Linked DNA regions of Mus musculus: region 1 is linked to region 2. The links are chromatin loops, found by intact Hi-C in ENCODE. Cell type or tissue: left cerebral cortex. All regions are shown on one strand. Each heading gives the region's core, and the rest is flanking DNA. Links, peaks and the distances in the headings are about the cores only.

Evidence for each region. Peaks named below come from ENCODE experiments on the same cell type or tissue, not always from the same donor. Only the 100,000 strongest peaks of a DNase experiment are listed, where the experiment ranks them.
Region 1: it touches region 2 in a loop (2.6-fold over the local background); 7 of 42 quality-filtered maps call a loop at or near these places.

Annotation. Positions count from the first base shown.
Region 1 is chr16:5,070,764-5,079,095 of GRCm38, reverse strand. Ubn1 (ubinuclein 1) reads right to left here. Exons shown (of 19, transcript NM_026666.4): 10 at 6,913-7,042; 11 at 6,671-6,789; 12 at 5,959-6,087; 13 at 5,628-5,774; 14 at 4,724-4,774; 15 at 4,584-4,626; 16 at 981-2,204. Among named protein-coding and RNA genes, the nearest start is that of Gm23483, 14 kb to the right of the region's middle. In left cerebral cortex, for the core only: no CTCF peak of the experiment used is centred there; a DNase peak (open chromatin) is centred at 4,554; H3K27ac peaks cover 520 bases.
Region 2 is chr16:5,023,901-5,032,232 of GRCm38, reverse strand. Glyr1 (glyoxylate reductase 1 homolog (Arabidopsis)) reads left to right here. Exons shown (of 16, transcript NM_001079814.1): 6 at 260-346; 7 at 1,992-2,048; 8 at 2,680-2,730; 9 at 2,826-2,899; 10 at 5,626-5,725. Among named protein-coding and RNA genes, the nearest start is that of Rogdi, 15 kb to the right of the region's middle. In left cerebral cortex, for the core only: no CTCF peak of the experiment used is centred there; no DNase peak of the experiment used is centred there.

The DNA of each region.
Region 1 (8,332 bases), core at 225-8,224, 47 kb before region 2:
TACATTTATGCATATATATGTGTGTGTATATATATTTATATTTATATTTACATTTACATTTATGTGTGTGTTTATGTGTGCCAAAGGAGACCAGAGGCTTCAGAGCTCCTGCAGACTGGAGTTACAGGCACTTGTGAGCTACCTGATGTGGGTGGTGGGTACCAAACTCAGGCACTCTTCAAGAGAGGTAATGTCACCCCACCCCCACCCCCACCCCCACCCCCATACAAGGTTTCTCTGTGAGACTCTGGTTGTCCTGGAACTCAGGGATCCACCTGCCTCTGCCTGGCTCCCAAGTGCTGGGAGTAAAGATGTGACTGCCACCATAGCCTGGTGTCCTGGTCTATGTGCTTTTTTTCCTTTTACCTGCTGAGCTATCTTTCTAGACCTCTTTTCAATTTAAGACAGGGCCTCATGTATCCTGGCTGGTCTCAGTTTGTAGATATGTAGCCAAGTCTTGCTTTTAACTCCTGATTTTGCTTCTATCTATGGGATTATAGATGTGCAACACTACCCTTGGCCAAACTTCTAATTTTACATACACACACACCCTACACCTTCCCTGCTAGGCTCTGTCAAGTCACCATATCCTACAGAGTCCCTTCAAGCTAATCAAAGAATTGCAACCAATAGGTACTGCCACTTTGTACTGAGGTATAAACACATTCTAACTGCTACCTAATGGCTGAAGGTATGTCCATCTTTGAGTCACAGTGCAAAGTCAGGTTCTAGGAAAAGATGTTCCCTCTCTTTTTCCCTCCCTCCCAGTTTCTCTAAGACATTGAGGCTATACCAGTCCTCCATCCACCAGCTAAAGTGAGACTAAACAGAAAACCCAGTACTCCCCCCAGTATCTAATCTCACTTAACTGTCATCATCTGACTTTCTCTTTCAGACCACTTTTACAGACCTGTGAAAGACAACCAGCCTTATTCCCAAAACCTTGAAGCTAGGGAAGGTTGCAAGGTTGGAATACTCACTGGCAAGGAGGTAGACGATGTCACACTACTAACTGCAGCAGGCTTCAGGGAGGAAGTCAGTAATTTTGCCACTCCCTGGGTCCCACCACCAGAATCTCCATTTGGACCTCCAGGTGGAGCTACAAGGGTCAGCTTCTGAGTAACAGGTGTTTTTTTCACAGCAGAACTTGGGGCAGCTCGGCTAGCAGACTGTCCTGCTGAGGGAGACTGCACCCCCGGGAGCGAGGCCCCAGAAACAGAGCTCTGCACTTGGGCTCCTCCTCCGGGCGATGGGCTGCTAGAAGAAGCCCCATGTTTAGAGACTGAGCCAGCGAAGGGGTTATTCTTATAAGACGGCCCCACAGAGCTGGTGGGGTGCAGCTTGGCTGGATGGCTGATGGTGGTAGAGTTTGAGGCTGTCGTCTTATGGGCACTGCTGCTGGAGGCTGGTGAACTTCCAGAGGAGGCTGGCATAGTGGCATGGAATGCCTGGCCTTTGGCTGCTGTCTTTACCAGCTGCAGAAGGGACCGATGACACTGTGGAGAGGTGGCCTTTGGGCCTTGCAGCTTGTTGACAAATGGGGATGGGGGTGTGAAGCTTTTCTGCTGTTGAGTGCCTGCATGAAAGACTTTGACTTGGGGTCCAGGCACAGGAGCTGCTGCCTGGGGTCCATGAGACGTCCGTGGCAAATTGTGGTGCTTTGCTTTGGACGGGTGTAATTCAGGCACACCCTTGCTAAGGGGACCCTGACAGGATAGCTCTTTGAAGCCAGAACCCTCTGGCTTTTTCTCCTGAGAGGACTGCCCCAGTGCTAGAGCCTGCTCAGCCAGAAAATTGAGAGGTGATTGCAGAGCATTTGTGGGGGGTGGTGCAGAAGAGCTGGGCTTTGCAAAGTTCCGTTTCTCTTCTGTACACAAAACACCACCAACTTTTTCTGTTGGTGCTTTGGAGGGTGTAGGCAGTGTGAATTCGGAACTGTTGGCTGCTCTGCTGTTCAACGTAGCCAGCTCCTTAGACACAGCATCAACAGAGGAGGCTGGATTCCTGACGAGGTCTTCATCCAGGGAGTCCTCCAGGGTGACAGAAACAGAGTCAGTGAGGCCACAAGTTGCCTGGGATGGATGCTCCCTGCTGTTTGCCCCAGTGTTCAGGCCTCCGCCCTGATGTTCTGAGAGCAAAGTAGTGGGACCACCATGCTGTCCTGATGGAACAGAAACTTTTTTGTCAAGCTTAACAGATGATTCCTGAAGGAAAATGGAAATGCTCATAGTTAGATGGACTCAAAGATGCCAATAGTGGCCTGTTATGAGGATGTCAACATGTGAATTCAAGCTTACTGGGTAATTACAAGACAAGTGATGGATGAGTGTAGGTACCATGTGTGCTTTGACTTATAGTATTATCTGGTCATATGTATCTAGCTGGTGGAGACTGGTTTTAGGCTAGCACATGCCCACAGCAAAACTTTTCTTCTTTCAGTTTCTGAAATACTACAAGGTTTACTCACTGTACCTGCTAGTTGTATATCAACTGCCTAATACAAGCCCAATTTGGAAGAAATAATCTTAACTGGGATTGGCCTGTGGTGCATTTTCTTGATTTTTTTGGGGGGGGTGGTGGGGAGGTTGGTTTTCTTTCTTTGAATTATTTTATTTATTTTATGTATGAGTACACTATAGGTGTCTTCAGACACACCAGAAGGGAGCATTAGATCTCATTACAGATGGTTATGAGCTACCATGTAGTTGCTGGGAACTGAACTCGGAACCTTTGAAAGAGCAGCCAGAGCTCTTAACCACTGAGCCATCTCTCTAGCCCACATTTTCTTGATTAATGGTTGACGTAGAAAGGCCCAGTTCACTATGAGCAGTGCCACTCCTGGACTGGTGGTCTTGAATGCCATAAGAAAGCAGGCTGATAAACTGGCCATCTCCTGTAACCAGGTAAGACTTCCAATGGAGGGACTGGGGCATCAATCTAGCCACAAAACCTTCAACTTACAATCTGTCCTGCCTACAAGATGTGCTGGGGTAAGATAGAGCAGAAATTGAAGGTGTAGCCAACCAACCACAGGTTGAGCTTGAGTCCCATGCCATAAAAGGGAGCCCAAGCTAAAGATATTGTTATACTTGCAAATAGGAGCCTAGCATAATCATCATCAGAGGCTTTGCCCAGCAACTGATGCAAAAAGATACAGAGATCCACAGCCAAACATTAGGCAGAGCTTGAGGAATCCTGCAGAAGGGAAGTAGGAGCCAGAGGGGTGAAGGACACCATAAGAAAACCCATAGAATCAACTAACCTGAGTCCACACAAGCTCACAAAGATTAAACTGCCAACCAGAAAGCCTGTATAGGACTGACCTAGGCCCTTTGCATATATCTTACAACTGTATAGCTTGGTCTTCACATGGGTCTCCTCACAGTGGGAGCAGGAGCTGTCTCTGACTCTGTTGCCTGCCTTTGAGACCCTTTCCTCCTACTTGGCTGCCTCAATAGAGAGGATATGCCTAGTCTTCCAGCAACTTGATATGCCGGGGCTGCTTGATATCCATGGGAGGCCTCTCCTTTTCTGAAGAAAAACAAAGGAAAAGTGGATTGGGGGGCGGAGAGACTGGGAGGAGACGAAAGAGAGGAAACTGCAGTCAAGATGTAAAATTTAATTAATTAATTAATTAATTAATTAAAAAAGAAAAAAGAAAAAACAGGCTAAATAAGCCATAAGGAACAAGCAGCACTTCTCTATGGGCCTCTGTATCGTTCTTGGCTCCAGGCTCCTGCCCTGCTTGAGTTTCTGCCCTAACTTCCCTGGATGATGGACTATAAGCTGTAAGACAAAATAAACCTTTTCTTTTCCAAGTTGCTTTTGGTAGGGTTTTGCTCTGTTTTTTCCTCCCCTTTCTATGTAGCCCTTGCTGTCCTAGAACTCACAGAGCCTGCATGCCTTTGACCCCAAGTGCTGGGATGAAAGGCGTGTGCCACCACTGATGAGAATTCCTTTCAATTAACTTCTTTTCCTCTAACTTTTCACAATACCTGTCTCCTAGCCATGCTAATGGGATCAGAATAGGATCTATCCCATTGCTCCTGTATCCCCAGTACTTAACACAGTATGTTCTCACAGATTTTAGGAACTTTTCAGATACTCAGGAATAAACATCTGATCTCACAATCTCTTTAAGCAGGGCTAATCGAATTCCTCTGGCAAGTACCAAAGGTCTCTGTTGAGAGATTTCTGTGATGTGTGAGACGGTTATCACATTCCTGTGCTCCATCCATTGTACTTCCCTGTGGTTCTCCCAGGTAACTAACAGCCACTTCTCCCTGCTACTGCTACAAACTTCACAGTTCCACAGCAAGAGTATACTTCTTAAGAAGACCACCACACAAGTGACCTTTCACATTTACAGTGGCCTTGCACTGCACGCTTTTGGGGCTGCTTCAGATTCTTGAGCCCCACAACCACAAGACCTGGGCTGGCTGAATAATGTCGGGAAAACTGCAGCTAGAATTATGTGGCCCAGCTCAGATGGCTGCCTCCTTCAAGAGTGCCACAATCACTCAGGAGATTTCCTGAGCATAGCTTCAGGACAGTTGGCACATGGCCCAAACAGGCTGACTCACCTTCATCTTGATTTTTGAGGGAGCTATTACTTTCTTCTTGGCCCTGTTCAAAGAAAGGAACACAGAAAGGATTCAGAAGAGATCCACACGAAAAGATTAAAATAGCAGAGCCCCAAAAAATAAAATTCTGAGGTACTTACAGAAGTGATGTCAGGTGTCCATGGCCTCGTCGGCTCTCCTTAAATAGAGTCCTGAAAGACAAAGGGCTGGGGTATCATATCTACCCCGCTATGCCACAACTCTGCTTCTAGATTGTTCCTGAAGGCTCTGGAACTCAGTGGCACTTAATCCAGCTGAGGAGGCCTAATATGGCCTCACCAACTTATGTACAGCCATCAAGAAAGTCAATGGCTTTGTTGCAACCTATCATAGCCACAAGTTCCCTAAGGCAGTGGTGCTATTTAAATCCACCTAAGGAAAAAATATGAAGTAGCACATGTAGCATGGTCTCCCCCCCCCTCAGAAACTCAACAAACACTATCTTCATATAACCTAACTGTAAGGAAAGAATGAAAATTCCCTAACTGTAAGGAAAGATGAAAATTTCATGTCTAAAGCACCAATGAATCAAGCCAACACCTTATACCATCTTTATCTAACCACCCATGCCCTACAGAAAGCACATGGGCTCCCTACATGGATGACAGCACACATGAAGGAGCTTCTGGATAGCTCAACACTAAGCTCCAGCATGGAATTAGCACTGTGGCTCCTTGTGAATGAAACTTTTTGGAACCATGAGGCAGTCCCTAAGATGACTTCCATCTCTTAGCCTCTGGTACAGCCACTGCATCAAACAACAAAGTTCATACTGTGAGGAAAAGAGAATGCAGCCAATCTTCCAACTAAAGTGGGATGAGGACTTACAAGAACTGAACTCCACAAATAAGATCCCTCTTATAGATTAAGAAGTCTCCTTTATAGATCCCAGTATGACCCTAAGTACTCAAGTGACATCAGAATGGAATCAATAAGATAGCAACCTATGGGGCAGGGATCATCCCAGTCAGGCCAGATTTCCCTGCCTCAGCACAAAGACCTCACCTGGCTTGCATCCAGCCTTTGGGCCAGAGAGGCTTGACCTCAGCATCCAGAAAAGCTTTCACACAGTCCTCCCAGGCCTGGGCCTTGCTGTTCCTCTCCAGATCACGGCTCTCCAGCTTGATCTTCACCACCTGGCACAGAAGCTCCCTGAGGAGCAGAGAGAGAGATCAGCAACCTCCCACCACCCCAAATGCTGTTTCACAGTCACCACTGTGTGCTTTCAGCAACCCATGAAAGTAATCAATCCTAACCTTCTTTAGCAATATGGGAACAGGCTCAGACACTGGTCTCACAAACCCTCCAATGATGCAAGGTCCCAGTTTGTGCACACCTGATTTCATCATTCCACTGGAATTTCTTCCGGGGCCCCATTATTCTCCGGCCCCCCTTTTCTTCATCCTCTTCTTCATCAGAACAAATCCGTTCTCTCTGCTCCTTGTCTTTCTCTTCCTCCAGCATCCTATAGAGGGAATAGAAGGAATTCTGAGGTCCTCCTGCCCACCAGCTTCCCACTCCTCCCTTCTACAGCACTTTCCTTAAGATCAGAAAGTGCTACATTGCCTAGAGAAAATCAACAAAAACTATCTTCATATAACCTAACCTATAAGGAAAGAATAATAATTCCTGAGGTTCTTTCATTTGTCTAAAGCACCAATGAATCAAGCCAACACCTAACACCATCTTTATTTAACCACCCATGCCCTATATAAAGCACATGGGCTCCCTACATGGATGACAGCACACATGAAGGAGCAATGTAAAAAGTGTTGGAGGAGTGTAAAAAGAAGAGACAGGAACCTGGAGAGATAGCTCAGAGTTTAAAAGCATATACTGCTCTTGCAGGGGATCCAAATTCAGTTTCCAGCACCCTAGCTCACAATCACCTTTAACAACTTCAGGGCATATGACTCTCTTCTGGATTCTGCAAGTTCATGCACATTCCACAGACAACTCACATATATACAAGTAATTTTAAGAGGAAGTAGGAGATACAGGAAGATAATACAGAAAGATGATACTCAAGTGAGATGGGACATACTTACTTAGCAACCTTTGCCTGTGTGTGTGCTTGGCATTCATCCTGGTACTTGGCTACCTGCTCAGGCATAGCCCTACCTATGGCATCCTTGAGCTTCTGGAGTGGCTCTTTCAGGCGCCCACCCTACAAAAAAAGGACACAGTACAGGCTTGGCTCATGAACCAGTCTTACACTGAGGACTCATAACGGGCTATCAGAAGGAGGTAGTGCAGCAGATGGGATCCTTAGGCAGACTCTGCCACCCACCTGTTCGTAGAGGTGAAGTTTCCGAGCACGCTTGACTAGAGCATCCTTGCTGCAGGGCAGGAATGAAGCCAGATAGGCAAACACCCCAGAACGGATTTGGCTAGTCAGCTCCCGAGTTTGCACCTCTATGCTGAAGAACACAACACAGTCATCAATGGCCTGCAGCTCACTGCAAGTTTTCTCTTCCTTAGGTTGCAGACTGGAGAAGAAAGCTAGGCACCAAAAGTAGGCTGATAGTCACACAATGTAACCAACCATGTGGCCACAGCGATAAAATCTCCATCAGCAACAAGAAAAACTCTCAAGCTGAAAGAACTTGGCTAGGAAAAAAGAATCAAGGCTCTTAGGTCATGGATAAGACCAAGTCAAAGGTAGTCAAGAAAACAAAACCAAAGACAAAAAGATAGGAGTATTAAATTTCATAAACAAAGAAAATATGAAAGTTTTAAAAGTGAAAGTAACAAAATGCTTGGAGTTGGCAGGAAATATTTCCTGACAGTATTTCGAAGGTTTATTTTTGTTTTATGCAAAGTGTTTTGCCTATATGTGTATGTCTGTCCCATGTGAATGCCTGGTGCCCATGGAAACCTTAAGAGGACACTGGATCCCCTGGACTTAAAGTTAAAAAGTCAGGTTGTTAAAGACAGTTGTGAGCCACCATCTAGGTACTAGGAACCAAAACCTGGTCCTCTATGAGAGCAATGTCAAGTTCTTATAGGCACTAGAGCATCTTTCCAGCCTTCTCCACATTTTGATTTTCAGTTACTAATTCTATCCATGATCATGAGATCAGGAAAATCCTCACTCTCTAGTGACGCCAGCCAAACAAACAGAAAAAGCCCGAGCTTTCTTTATATGACACAATCAAGCAGGCTCTTTATTGACACAAAACTCTCACAGGTGCTCTTTGAGGCCCTGTGCTGAGCCAAAAGGTTCATCCACATTCTACTCAGTAGAGGCCATTTGTGGAAACATCCAAGCCTTGACAACTGTCCTTACATAAGCAAAGCCCTGCTATTGAGCATCAAGCTGCTCCTGCTACCTAATATAACCAGGAAAGGGGTTGCAAAGCTGTGGCCTGACATGGCTTAGCTTTGTATGCTTGCTGTTGTCCTTATTAATTAGTTCAGACAACCAAGTACCTCAGGTTTTTGGGGCTCTGGGAAAAGCATGACGGGATGAAGAGAAATGGCAGCACAAGTGAAAACGAGGAGGAACCCTGAAAGGCACCTAACTCCCAGCAGACCTGAGGTCACCAGGTTGTCATTCATTCTTCTGCATTCTCTTTTTTCATCGCATACTTGTCAAGAAATCCTCTTCCAACTATGACAATACATGTACTATATCATTTTAATAATGTCCGTTGCTGAAGATTTGTAAGTTCTATCATTTATGGAGATAGATGCAATGTCCCTGTTTC
Region 2 (8,332 bases), core at 202-8,201:
TTAGTGATTATTATTCCCATAAAGTATTTTCCTGTGTCTTGCTGGCAGCGTTCTTATTAACCTCTTTGTGACATGCGTGCAGTAGCAGGTTTTGTTAGTACAAAACAGCAAGAACGAGTTGCCCTTTTTCTCCCACGTAGTTGGGTTGGCTTATATTTACACTTAGACCATGGCACTTGCCAGGAGCTTAGTTCAGGGTTGAGTGTGGCCAAAAGGGGAAGCAAAGTGTGCTGATGCTCTCTCTGCCTTTCTCCTGTAGGACCTCACCATCCCTGAGTCTAGCACTGTAAAGGGGATGATGGCTGGACCGATGGCTGCATTTAAATGGCAGCCAACAGCGACCGAGGTAAAGAACTTTCCTGCTCGTAGGACTGTCCACAATGTCAGAACAAGAGCATAGCAGATTTTCTGGCTATGCTGTGTGAGCCTCTTTCCCTTTTCTCCCTTTTCTGGTTTTTGGTTTTGTTTTATTGGAACAAACTACGGAAGTCTGGAGGTTAAAAAAAACTCCATGTTTAGGTCTGAGGTTCCAGGTAGTCTGCCTGTTTAGCATCATATGTGGGATTATAGACCCGCTATCATTCTCACTGTTTAGGGTAGGATTGCTTTTGTGTTGACTGTAAACACCTTGTCTTCCATAAATGCTCTGTTGTTCCCCCCACCCCACCCCAAGGGGGAGGTGATTTTTTTTTTTTTCCCCCCTGGGGAGGGTTTAAAAAAGAGGTTATTTTGTCTTGTGACAGGGTAATCCATGCTGGCCTCAAACTGAAGATCCTTCTGCCTCAGATACCCAAGTGCTGGGATTGCAGACATGTAGCTACCAGTGCAGATGTTGAGTAGCTTGGGGATTGGAGGAGACATCATACTAGCTTCACTGTGCCTGCACCTGGTGCTAGGCAGAGTTATGAACAGCTGTGGAGATCTATAGTCATAGTGACTATAATCAGAATTGGCCCCAGAAAGCCAAGACCTACAAGGGTTTGGCCTCACACCCAAGGAGATCAGTACTCTGAAGGTAGAAGAGTCCTAGAATTGCTGTGGTTTATATTGCCAGGCCAACTATATGCCTGGTGAATGCTTAGTACTAAAATGCAGGAGAGCTTTGTGATATTAGTCCACACAGTTACTAGAGTGATTGATCTCAACCTGCAGAAACATCTGTCTTTTTGTACTTGAGCCTATTTTTCCCTTAGCTAGTATGGCAGTGGTTTATGAAAGACCAGAACTAAGCTGGTGACATAGGCGTGTAGTCCTAGCAAAGGAGCACCTCCTTCTAGTAGGAGGGTCACAGGGTAATAGCCTGCCTGGTGACCAAGTAAGTTGAAGGCCAGCTGTGTAACTTAGATATTATCTCAGAATAAAATGTAAAAAAAGACAAAGTTCAAAAAGCAAAGGTGGGGGCTGGAGAGATGGCTCAGTGGTTTAGAGCACCAACTGCTCTTCCAGAGGTCCTGAGTTCAATTCCCAGCAACCATGTGGTGGCTCACAACCATCTGTAATGGGATCCAATGCACTTTTCTGGTGTCTGAAAGAAGCAAAGGTGGGCGGCTCTCTTTGTGCTCAAGGCCAACCAGACCTATAAAGTGAAAGCGTCTCTTTTTAAAAAACTGGAAAGAAGGCTTGGAGGAGGAGCTCAGTGGTAGAACACTTACCTACCATGGGCAAGGCCCTAAATTCTGTCCCTAGTTCCAGAAATTGAAAAAATAAGAAAAAAAGACGAAGGAAGAGGCAGGCAGAGATCTGAGTTTGAGGCCAGCCTGTTCTACAGAGTGAAGTTTTAGGACTGCCAGAACTACACAAAAACCCTGTTTCAGGAAAAAGAAAAAAAAAAGAAAAAAAAAAAAGACTTAGTTCAGAAATAGAAGTTTCCAGACAGCTGTGAAGGAGACTTAGTTGGAGAAGTCATGCAGCAAGAGGGAGTCCCTCTTCTAGGCAAGAGGAAGGGACTAATAGTGGACAGCTCATTTGATGTCTTTGTCTTTCAATTTCAGCCAGTCAAAGATGCAGATCCTCATTTTCATCATTTTCTGTTGAGCCAAACAGAGAAGGTGAGTGCTCACTTGAGGCAAACGTGTTTATGTTGCCATGGCAACCAGCTGAGTGACAGTGTGGGCCCATGAGGAAATCAGGTGCCAGTGAGATTAAGAATAAACAAAACCTTTAGAACTCAGCCCTTGTGCTGCTAAGCTATCATCACTGCCCTTCAGAGTCTAGGGTGGGAGGAGCTAGGCATACAGCCTGTCCATGCCCGGGAGCTTGCCCATGTGCCTGGTGCCACATCCTGTGGCCCTGTGGTCAGCATGGCCTCTCAACCCTGTATTGCAGCAGGAAGCTTTACTCATGTTTGTGAGGCCAGAGGTTGGGCCAAACTTTGCAAAGATCCCATTGCAGTGGGTGGCTTTGAAAGTGGGCAGATTTCATTTCCAGCCCGGCTCTTCTGACCAACTCCCAAAACGAGGCATATAAGTTGACACCTCTGATGCTCAGAATCAGAGACCTTCGAAGAACTATGTGGAGTGTTGAGGTAATGAGTGTTTACTCTGAATTTGATAAAATTATACGACAAAGAAATATTCTGTGTTACCATCTCACTTTAGGCCTAACCATTTTGGGAAATTACTATGTAGAACTCTTACACTTAATAAATGGTCTTTTTTTTCCCCCTTCCCTCTTTATTAGCCAGCTGTCTGTTACCAGGCAATCACAAAGAAGTTGAAAATATGTGAAGAGGTATGTAGGCTGCCTGCCTTGTTGTAGTTTTTATTTCCCCTGTGGTCTCATCATGGGCAAATTGCTGAACAGTTATTTGTGTTTCCTATCCCTAGGAAACTGGTTCCACCTCCATCCAGGCAGCAGACAGCACAGCTGTGAATGGCAGCATTACACCCACAGACAAAAAGTAAGACCTTGGATCAGCGGCCTCCTGGAGGCTCTGGATTCTATGAGCACTAGGGAGGTGGCACCAAGAAAGCCCTGAGGGCTCTGTCTAAGCCACTGATAACTAATTTGGGAACAGTTTCACTTCTCAAAGGTGGAAGTTGCCATCTCCCCCCAGGGTCTATCCCTTGGGACTAGGCTAAGGACTTGGCTCCATAATTGTCAGTAAGTCTGAGCAACTGTTTCAGAAGTTCTCTGAGCCCCATAAAAATGATGTCTTTTTAAGCACTACCTCAAGCCTGAGATAGTCCTTCTCAGTTGATAGAAGGTGTGGGCTTAGAATTCATGTCCTTGTAAGTAGCACAACTGCCTTTGCTGACACTGCTAGTCTGGGACCATTCTTGGAAATGTAGCTCAGTAGACCCTGTGATGGGAACTTCAAGATTAGAAAGTTTTTGGAGTAAAACCCTTTGTTTTGCTTTACCTGTCTCTGTCTGTCTGTATGTATGTCTCTCTCTCTCTCTCTCATCACCTCCTAGCCTTTCCCATGTACCTGCCGTCAACCTCCCACCTTGCCTAGACTATGGTCCCCAAACCTTCCACACACTTCCTTGCCTTTGCTGCTTCATTGCGAGCCTGTTGAGTCTGCAGTCACTTCGTGAAAAGGGTGTCTATAAGAGACTATCTTGTGAACAATATAACAAGTATAAATTCTAGTTTGTACCTTCCATACAGTTGTCTCACAGACTAAACTCAGTGTGTCTTTTGACAGTTCAAACTGTTGAAATCCCTAGTTACACAAGTTCTTCTTGAACTACCCTCTGCAGTATGCAGAAGATAGGAGCTAATCAAAGGGGAGCTAGAACCCAGAGATGGTAGCGTACACCTGTGATCCCAGCGCTTGAGGCACCAGGATAGAGAAGGTTTAGGAGTTTTAGGCTAACATGGGCTGCTTAGCACAACCACGTCTCAAACAAAGGGTGAAGGCCAGACATAGAAGGTAGATATCCCTTAGTAAGCATTGTATTTGTTTTACAAACAAGACCAGCACAGGGCTAAGGACTTGAGTCCTCATATTCTTACCCAAGATCTTGACTGCCTCTCAAAGCAACTGACTCTTAACATGAGTTTGAAGTAGCCATGAAGCAACTGATCCACATTAATCCACGCTGACACAGAGACTATTGAACTGTCACTTGTCATGATGGAAATCCAGATACTTCATTCATAGATCTATTGGGTTCTCCAAAACACAAAAGGAAAGAATATTTCCCTGTCTTGGTAGACATTCCTAGAGGAAACTGTACTACACAAAAGAGCTATAAATGGCAGAAGTCTAGGCATGGAACCTAGTGGTCAAAGAACCCTGTTTTGTTGAGGAAGGTGGTGGCTTTGGTTCAGATGTTGTATGTGCTCAAACAGAGAGTGTTGAGTCCTGGGTATCCCTGTAAGTGTAAGCCTCCAAATAAAGGAGTAGTTTCTCAAGGGTGCCTGCAGGTTGGATTCCCAAAAACCAAAGGGAAGAACCAAAGAGACTGCACAGAGTCTTCATGGGAATTCTGCAGAGAGCTGAGAGACAACCCAAATAGAAAACAAAAAAAGGTGGAATTTCTGATAGAAAAAAGAGATAAAGATATGTAAGAACCAATTGGGTGGAATGCTTCACTCTGGTCCTCACACTCAGAAGCCTGACACAGGAACATTGCTGTTAAGTTGAGGTCACTGATTACATAGCTGGCCAGACTGAGCTACAAGGTGAGGCTGTATCTCAGTTCTTAAAACAAGGCCCAGAAAGATTGAGTTTGAAGTCAATCTTCAGTAAAGCACATAAGTGAGGATCTAAATTCAGTTCCCAGTTCCCACATGAAACAGCTAGGCATGGTGCTGCAGATCTGATATCAGTGCAGGGACAGACAGGTAGATCTCTGGGACTCACTGGCCAACCAGCTTCACCTGCTTTGCAAGTTTCAGGCCAGTGAGAACCTTGTCTCCAAAAAAAGGGTGGTAATATCTGAAGAATAACATTCAAAGTTATCTTTTGACCTATACATATTCATAATGTACAAGAACTAGAAAAGAGACTTTTAGACAAGATGTAGATCTCTGTACGAGTGCATAAAGATAACAGGAGTAGCAAGCAGCCCCACAAAGTTCTCCAGTTTGAGGAAGGAGTAGGTAGAGAAAGTTTGAGGTAGGCAAAATTTGCTATATGCATGTCAGCTGCAGAGAAAGGAAGGCGTTGGGAACGGTGCTTTCGGGGATGTAGATAGGTAGGTTGAGTGTGAGAACCTGGGAGAACAGATGTCAGGAAAGGGTGGAACATACGAGTCCTAGCATTCATATTGTGGAGGTTGCCTGGCTCTCAGCTCTTTGGCTCTGTGACTTATGCATTTTGGCATGAGTTGGGGTGGTCTGAAAGCCTGGTGCACAGGGTTGCTGATCAAGAAGCCATTCAAGAGCTGTAGCTCAGATGCTTTTATCAGAGCAGCAAGGGGAGGCCTCACAATTGGAAGACTTGCCATGAGCCATGAAGTCATGCTTTGATGGTTAATGGCCATATGCATTTAGGGACCCTTACTGACCGTCTAGGAAAGGAAGAGGTACAGTCCTGGGCCAAGGAGTATGACTCCGTGGTTGACCATTGACCTAACATGAAACACCCCTGGGTTTGATGCCAACACCATTAAAAAAATTGTCATTGGTGCTGCAGGATGCCTTTACCTGGACCAATCAACCTCTCTCTTTCAGGATAGGATTTTTGGGCCTTGGCTTAATGGGAAGTGGCATCGTCTCCAACTTGCTAAAAATGGGTCACACAGTGACTGTCTGGAACCGGACTGCAGAGAAAGTAAGTATCAAGGGTGAGGTTTATCAGGCCTTGGAAAGTGGAGTAACTGAAGGTATTAGACATCTGTGTCTCTACTCGACATTCTGCACCCAGTAAAACAAGAGCTGAGCTTTGTCCAGGCAGAAAGATATGTAGGATGTTGTTATAAAGTTGTAACTATTTAAAACTACTCAAGGTCTAGCCAGACATGATGACACATACCTATAATTCCAGCACTTAGGAGGTTGAGGCATGAGGAGTGCTGTGCATTCTAGGCCAGCCTAGGTTATATAGGAAGTCTAGGCCATAGTGAGACCATTTCTCAGGAGTACAAACAAACCTGCCTTGGTGGCACATGTACATCTTTAATCCCAATACTTAGAAGACAGAGGCAGGTGTACCTCAACGAGTTTAAGGCCAGCCTGGTCTGCAAAACAAGTTATAGGACAGCCAGGACTATGTAGAGAGACTGTGTTTTATTAAGAAACAAAACAAAACAAAAAGCATGGTTCAGCAATTGAAGAGTGGACTGCTTTTCCAGAGGTCTACAGTTCAGTTTCCAGCATATACATCAGGTGGCTCATAACTACCTGTAACTCCAACAGATCCAGTTTCCTCTTCTGGCTTCTGGGTACCTGTGCTCTTGTGTCCATACACACATATACACATACATTTTAAAAAAAAAAAAAAAAAAAAAAAAAACTTTTTTTTTTTTTAAAAAAATACAAATACAAATAATAGTACCAAACAGAAATAACCATTTTTATAAAATGAAGGAAATCCCATTACATGGAACATGTAATGCAGACCCAGCTTCGTCCTTGTAACCACCATACTTTTATCTGTGATGTAGTCCATAATGAGCAAGATGAACAGCAAGGCATTCTGCAGTTAGAAACTGCTACAGGGCCAGGGCTATACAGAGAAACCCTGTCTCAAAAATAAAAAAAGAGAGAGAGAGAGAAACTGCTACAGGCAATGAGAGTATTGTTCTTACATGGAGTGAAGGAGCAGAGACTAGCAAAGTTCTCCCTCTTAAGATATATGCTATGCTTGTGAATGATAACTGCGGGGCTTAAGTTAGAGCTGATCACTAACGGAGACACTGGCGGTAAATGACGACAATATTAACAAAAATATCTTAGGTGCTGGGTGTGGTGGTGTATGCCGTTGATCCCAGCAGAGGCCAAAAGAGAAAAAAAATCTCTAGAGTTTATGGCAGGCCTGCCTATATACAGTGCAAATCCCAGGCTAGTTAGGGTTACATAGCAAGACCCTGTCCCAAAACAACACAGAACAAAATATTTTAGGGTCTGGAGTATAGCTCAGTGCTAGAGCAAGGCTTGGTTCTCTTTCTCAGAAAACTCCACTCCCAAATTTGATTTCTGCTGAATCAGGTGCTTTTCAAGATCACAAAAATGATTGGGGATCCCATCGGCAGTAGGCTCAAAGGCCGTGCACTCCTGTTAGGAACCGAGGTTAAGCACTGTAGATGCACTGCAGTCTGGATGGCCCCATCATTCTCCTCAGGACTGCAGTCTGGATGGAGCAGGTGAGGGCAGACAGGGCATCTGGGCATGTGAGAAAATTTTCCTTTGATGGACGCGCCTCTACCTGCCTTTTTTCTTGATGAGAAAACATAGACAAGATAGCAAAGCATCCAAGAATTGAGTCAGGCAGGCCCAACTTCAAGTCACAGGTGTGCTGTTCACCTTCTTCCTTGGTAAGACATTCTGCAGGGTGACTGCACCTACTTCATAGAGGCCAGAAACCAATAGTACTCAGCTCTAAAGTACCCAGCACCAGGCAAGAGACTTCTGTGAAAAAGCCATTTAATCCTCTGGTAATCGCCTTAGAATTTCTTTTAAGGCGGTGATAAAAATGATCTTTTGGCTGGACATAATAATGCTTGCTTTCGGTCCCAGCACTTGGGAGGCAGAGGCAAGGAGATGTCTGAGTTCATTGGAGGCCAGGTTGGTCTACATAGCAAGTTATAAGCCAACCAGGGCTAATGAGGTTCGTTCTCTCTCTCTCTCTCTCTCTCTCTCTCTCTCTCTCTCTCTCATGAGGTGCGCTCTTGCGCTCACACACACACACACACACACACATTAAAAATAAATAAGTAAGAAGGACTGGGGAGATAGTACGGTAGGTAAAGGTACTTGCCACCAAGTCTAACCATCCGGGTTTGATCACCAGGACCCATATTGTGGAAATGGGGACAGAACTTCCCCTCTGCAATTTGTCCTCTAACCTCTGACCCACATATTCACATACACACATCACTCACTCAGTAAATAATTGCAAAAGCAAGAAAATGTTTTCGAATAGTCCTCTGACCTGATACAGTGTAGACTCAGCTGCTCAGGAGGCTGAGGTAAGAGGGTCTCTTGAGGCCAGACTGACTTGTATGGTAGATACAGTGACACTCTGTCAAAATGACAACAAAGTAAAATGCTCTACTGGTGCTTCTGAAACAATAAAGAACATGGATTGAGTTCTCAGGAAAGAGAGAGTAAAATGGAATTTTGATGGCTCATGGCATGAGACAAAGCCAGCCTGGGCTACCTTGCAAGTTAAAGGCTAACTGAGCTACAGAATTAGACATTGTCAAAAAAAAGAAAATGT